2 separate regions of the Homo sapiens genome follow, and region 1 is linked to region 2. The links are chromatin loops, found by intact Hi-C in ENCODE. Cell type or tissue: heart right ventricle. All regions are shown on one strand. Links, peaks and the distances in the headings refer to the core of each region. The heading gives the core; the rest is flanking DNA. Region 1 overlaps LINC03056 (long intergenic non-protein coding RNA 3056). Region 2 has its middle 48 kb from the start of AVPR1A.

Region 1 (2,928 bases), core at 174-2,673, 200 kb after region 2:
CCACCTTTATATTGTTGTGAGAATTAAATGACTTAATTCACGTAAAACGATGCTTCATTCATGTTGAGTGTTCTATAAATATTTGTTATCATAATCAATCACCCCACTTCACAAAAGCAATGCATACTACTTTAGGCTTTTAGTCTGGGACAAATTACTTCTGCCCTAGGGAGAGAAAAATTTTGTTTTCCCATTCTGTCCTCAGGCAGGCTTCCTAAAGGTATTTCCTACCCAAAATTAACTTCTTCTCAGGACAGTAATTATGGAACCATCAATTCCCTACAGGAGAAGCTCTACTTTGAGCTCTAGGGGTAAATTCTTCTCATGGTTCTATGCTATTTTGAGAGGTGCTATTTCCCAAAGCCTGAGTTATCTGATCATAATCCTTTTAAGTGTATTTTATTGAACCTGCACTTCATTCAAATGCCCATGCTTATGTTAAAGTACATCAATAAACCATTATATTCGAATCTCTCTGATATATTCTGAATTTTTGAACCCTTTTTTTTTCCTTTGGTTTGTTTTACTAAATACATATAGCATATGTTCACAATGATAGTAATTTGACTTCAACAAAAATATTGCAGTTTAATTACGGAGGACTTTTTGTTATATTTGAATAAAATGTATTAAAAGCCAAGCAATATGCTCAAGGGATCAAAATTGTTACAATAGGTAGAGTTTGTATTTTCAAGGAGCAAAGTAACGTGGATTATTATAATAATTATTGTTATTTGAATAACTAAAAGCTATCTATTTTTTATTTGGCCTTTTAGTTTGGTAATTGCTGTAAATGCTTATTTCTAACTCTCCCTTTGGTACATCATCCTTAGAGAATTAACAACACCTAGTTTTTATAATTTCACTAAGCTTGAGTGTCAAAATTTTCTAGTCACATAGTTTGAGAAAATTATGAAATAAGCAGTAAACTGATTAGAATAATTATAAATTTTATTTTGGAGTAGATGCATATTTTTAGGGAAAGGGGACGCTTAAGAATGTATGTAGGCTGGCCAGACACAGTGGCTCAGGCCTGTAATCCTAGGACTTTGGGAGGCTGGGGTAGGAGGATTGCTCAAAGCCAGGAGTTCAAGACCAGCCTGGGCAACATAGCAAGACCCTGTTCCAAAAAAAAATTTTGTTTTTAATTATATGGGCATAGTGGCACATACTTGTAGTCCTAACTACTCAGGAGGTTGAAGCAAGAGGATAGTTTGAGCCCAGGAGTTTGAGGCTTCAGTGAGCTATGATTGCACGGCTGCAGTCCAGCCTGAGCAACAGGGCAAGACCCTGCCTCAAACAGCAACAACAACAAAGTACGTAGGCTAAGGGGAAAAGGTTAAAAATCTTTCTCTTGTCTGAAAAGCCAAAATAAAGACAATTATTAATAGGTTATGGGAAGTAAGATGAGATTCAAAAATCCCCCATACATATGAACAAAGCCACAAACACCAATGCGTTTCTGTGTTCTCCAGTTGAGCAGGACTCCAACATGACTCAGGTAGCCTATCATAGCTCTAATTTCCCAGATGTCTCATGCACTCCAAGAGTTCCGAACACTGTGTGAAAGGGAAGTGTCAGCCACTGCTTGGGGGCATAAAACAGCCAATCTCAGTGATGAAGCAGTCTTCAGGCATGGATTTACCCCCTACGTAATTGAGAATTTGTTTGAGAAGTTATCTATTAGAAAATGTGCTATAATTACTGGGGGTTGTGTGTGTTAAGGAAATTGTCGGGGACCTTGGAATTGCTAGCTGATGACACAACTGGAGAAAGCTATCTTCTCTGTTCTGAATTTTTGTTCATTAAGCAGCCGAAACTACTGATTCATTGTGTATGATTAGGGCATGCAAATAGAGTCATGAATAAAGAGTGCTAAAGATGACCCAGACATTTTTCTTATTAGTGCAGATCTCAAAACATATTCTTTTATGTCTCTACACCATAAGCAATTAGGGTGTATATGCAACATATACCACAAACAATTGCCACTGCCACATAGGATAGACTAGAGGATTTTTACTCTGTGTTCTATTTCACGGCTCAAAATGATTAGAATATTGCTATGCCCTTGTTATGGAAAAAAATTAAATCATACTTCTGCATAAGTTTTATTAAGTAAATTTGCTAAAACCTGATTAATAAGATAGTTTGCCCTCCAAAGTTGAAGACTTAAAAATAGTTTCATTGCTCTACTTTGTGCTTTTGAGGCAAGAGCTAGAACATTAAAGTTGTTCAAAAATAATTTAACAAAAATTTCAGTTTGTTACAAAAATATACCCTTGAAATAGCTTTTAAAAGTCAAGAAGTCTTCCTATATAAATATTTTATTAATGCCACTGTCACACAAATTTTTTCTTTTCTTTTTTTCTTTTTTTTTTGAGACAGAGTCTCACTGTGTTGCCTGGGCTGGAGTGCAGTGATCTCGGCTCACCGCAACCTCTGCCTCCCAGGTTCACGCCATTCTCCTGTCTCAGCCTCCCAAGTAGCTGGGACTACAGGCGCCCGCCACCACGCCCAGCTAATTTTTTGTATTTTTAGTAGAGACGCGGTTTCACTGTGTTAGCCAGGAGGGTCTTGATCTCCTGACCTTGCGACCTCATGATCTGCCCGCCTCGGCCTCCCAAAATGCTGGGATTACAGGCATGAGCCACTGCGCCCGGCCAAATAAAAAATTTTATTATCCAATGTTCAACTTCTAGCTGCAATGACAGACATGAAGGAAGAAAAACTACTTCATCCAAATTTAGTACATATCAAACACAAATTCCCACAAAAAAGGAAAAATTGGCAGTGTATTTGAATTATTTCAAAATAGCATTTCAAAGTTTTATTAAACTTTATGAGCACAAAACATGCTGACCCAGAAAACAATATACCAGGATCCCATGGGAAGGATTTATATGTTTATTATTACATTTGTTAATC
Region 2 (2,928 bases), core at 314-2,813:
ACACCTCGCCTGACAGAGATGTGGAACTCTTTGCAGTATTCAATCCTGGACTACACCCTGGACCATGAGGGAGACAATTGGCAAAATCTAAATGGAGCATGTGGATTTGATAGTATTATATCAATGTTATTTTCCTGATTTTGATGGTTGTATTTGCCTGTGTAGAAGACCATCTCTATTTTTAGGAAATATATACTAAAGTATTGATGAATAATATTGCCTCATATTTGAAACTTACTCTGAAATGGTTCAGAGAAAAAAAATCACGCATACATAGGAAGAGAAAAGGGTGAGAGAGAGAAAGGGGGGTAAGAGAAAGAATAAAAATTATAAGGTAAATGTGATAAGATGTTAACGGCTATGGAATTTGGGTAAAGGATAGAGACAGAAATGCTTTGTATTTTTCTCTCAACTTTTCTGAAAGTTTGTTATTTTAAAATAAAAGGTTAAAAGAATATATCGAGAACTCTTACAAATAATAAGAAAAACATGAATGATACAACATAAAAATGGAGGTGAAACATGAACAAACATTCTGCACAAGAGGATATACGTGTGGCAAATAAAGCCACAATGACATTTTTGACATCATTGGCAATCCCAGTTAAGACCATAGTGAGGTACCATGTACCGTTTTGCATTTAACTGCCAAATGTTTTAAAATCTGAAAATACCAAGTGTTTGAAAGGCTTTGGTTTCAAATGATTTGTTATACATTTCTGAAAGGAGTGTAATTTGTTGCTGTCATTCTAAATGACATTTTGTCACTCTCTCAGAGTTGAACATTTGCATACTGGGTGTGACCTAGCAATTCCACCCCTAAGTACATACCTAGGAAAATCTCTCATATACACCTATACCTGGAGATATGCACAGCATACTCACAGCAGTGACACTTATAATAGGGAAAACCTAAATGCCCATTGGTGGAAGAGTGGCAAAAGAACTGTGGTACATTCACACCACAGAACATTGTAGAGCAGCTAAAACAAAGGAACTCTAAGATGGAAGAATTTTAACAATATAATAGAAAATGAAAAAGGAAGCCATTCCCCAATTACATACAGTATGACACCAGTTTTGAAAAGTGAAAACTAAAATACAAAAAAATTATGCATATATAGAGATTCATAAAACTGTACACAAAGAATGAAAGCTGAGAGTGGTCACATGGAATGTGTGGTTTTATTGCCACAGAGAACATTATGCCCTAAAGGTGAATTGATATTTCTAACTTTAGAAACTGAACATTTTTGATAATGTAATTAACAAGCTTTTTCCCCAGCTTTTATTCATCAAGTTTCTAATGTCTTAGAGTTCATTCTTATCCAGGATACCTCTTACACAGATTTGGCCTGTAGTTTTTTATAGTGAGCAAAATATGAAATTTTATACTTATACACTAAAATATATACTCCATGAAGACAGATATTTTGTGTTTCATGTTTACTATTGTATCTCCAAAATCTAGCACAGTACCTGGTATATAGAAGACAATCAATACATCATATCTACTAATCGATAATAATAATGAATGCAAATCTGTATTTGTCAATGTTAAAGGGCAACATTGCAGTAACATAACATTTCCAGTGGGTGGAGCCCACGTTGCATTTTGTAAAGTGAAAATTTTTGATGCATGCTTTCTTGTCCTTGGGAGAATTTTAGTTGGTTCTGTGGTACCTCTGTAATAAGTTTGGATTTTCTTTGAAGTGCACTAATTGTCACAGAACTGCAACCTTTTTCGTGTGGCATATTCGTGTTTAATGAACAACTTTCTAATATTTAAACCATTTGGTTCTTGAGTTAATATCAAGTAAACTGTTTTTCCTCTCCACACAATTCAATTAGGTTGCTAAGTTTATTGTACTTATTTCTAGGTAAAAAACTAAACATGTTAAAGAATGAGAAAAATCTGTTTAAAATAGAATGAGTCGTAAAAAGATGGTAAACAATGTAACATGAATGCCAACTATGATGATAATGTCTAAGGAAAAAAGAATCAAAGCAATTTTCCGTATTATTTCTATACCCAAAGGCCTGACATTGCTGTAAGCTCAGGGCATTTGTCTTACCTTATTTAATTTAGCTTCCTTTCTTGAGTCACTTGCAGAAAATCATCAGTTACATAGGGGATCATCCCCACATGGCTCTGTGCATCTGCTACCCTGGCCCATCTCTCATTCCTCCCTATTTTGGAAAATTTCCACCATGCTATCCGGAATTCAAAATCCACCATCTGCAAAATTCCCAGATCCTTTATTTCTTCTCTGAACACTGTTTGCTTTTTTGCTCAATGGAAACCTGGCTCTAGTGTGAGGAGCGTGCTGTCTTGCATGTAGCTTTTCTTCCCATACCCCTCTGACTACCAGGCCTTGGGGGCCAGTAGATGCCGGCCAGCCCCTCATCGCTGTCTCCAACAATTCTCCTCTCCACCTCTCTAACCCCCAGCTTTGAAGTCTTTGTCATCCAACGATTGCACAACCCCCCTTCCTACTGCAGTCATCTACTTCTAGTCTCTCCTCTTCATTTCTATAATGTTTTTAGATCCTGGCTCACTGTCAATTTCCCCCTAAAACTCCTGTGACAAGTTTTGGTTATTTCAGTATCCAGACAGATGATCATTTTGAAACATGGGCTCCAGGTTTCTTAACCTCCTCTCCTTTAGGGATCTTCCCCCCACCTTACCTCAGTCACTCATTCCCATGGTCACAACCCTTGCCTTTGTGTTTACCAACAACTACATCCCTACCTTAATCTCGGTTTCTAGCATATACATCCTTACCATTGCATTCTATCAAAATACTCTCAGATGCCCTGTCTTCACTTTCCCAACTCCACTGGACCTTCAGTCCATTGCTTTGGTCACCTTTTCTCCTTCTCTTGCTCTTCCTCATCACCTCACTTTACAGCCTTATATGGAAGGGA

What was found. A loop is a pair of places that touch in the nucleus more often than their neighbours do. Peaks named below come from ENCODE experiments on the same cell type or tissue, not always from the same donor. Only the 100,000 strongest peaks of a DNase experiment are listed, where the experiment ranks them.
Region 1: it touches region 2 in a loop (2.4-fold over the local background); 3 of 110 quality-filtered maps call a loop at or near these places.

What each region holds. Positions count from the first base shown.
Region 1 is chr12:63,303,497-63,306,424 of GRCh38, forward strand. The region is part of intron 1 of LINC03056 (long intergenic non-protein coding RNA 3056); the gene reads right to left. Among named protein-coding and RNA genes, the nearest start is that of LINC03056, 69 kb to the right of the region's middle. In heart right ventricle, for the core only: no CTCF peak of the experiment used is centred there; no DNase peak of the experiment used is centred there; H3K27ac peaks cover 805 bases.
Region 2 is chr12:63,102,137-63,105,064 of GRCh38, forward strand. No RefSeq gene overlaps it. Among named protein-coding and RNA genes, the nearest start is that of AVPR1A, 48 kb to the right of the region's middle. In heart right ventricle, for the core only: CTCF peaks have their summits at 1,577 (motif pointing right) and 1,784; no DNase peak of the experiment used is centred there.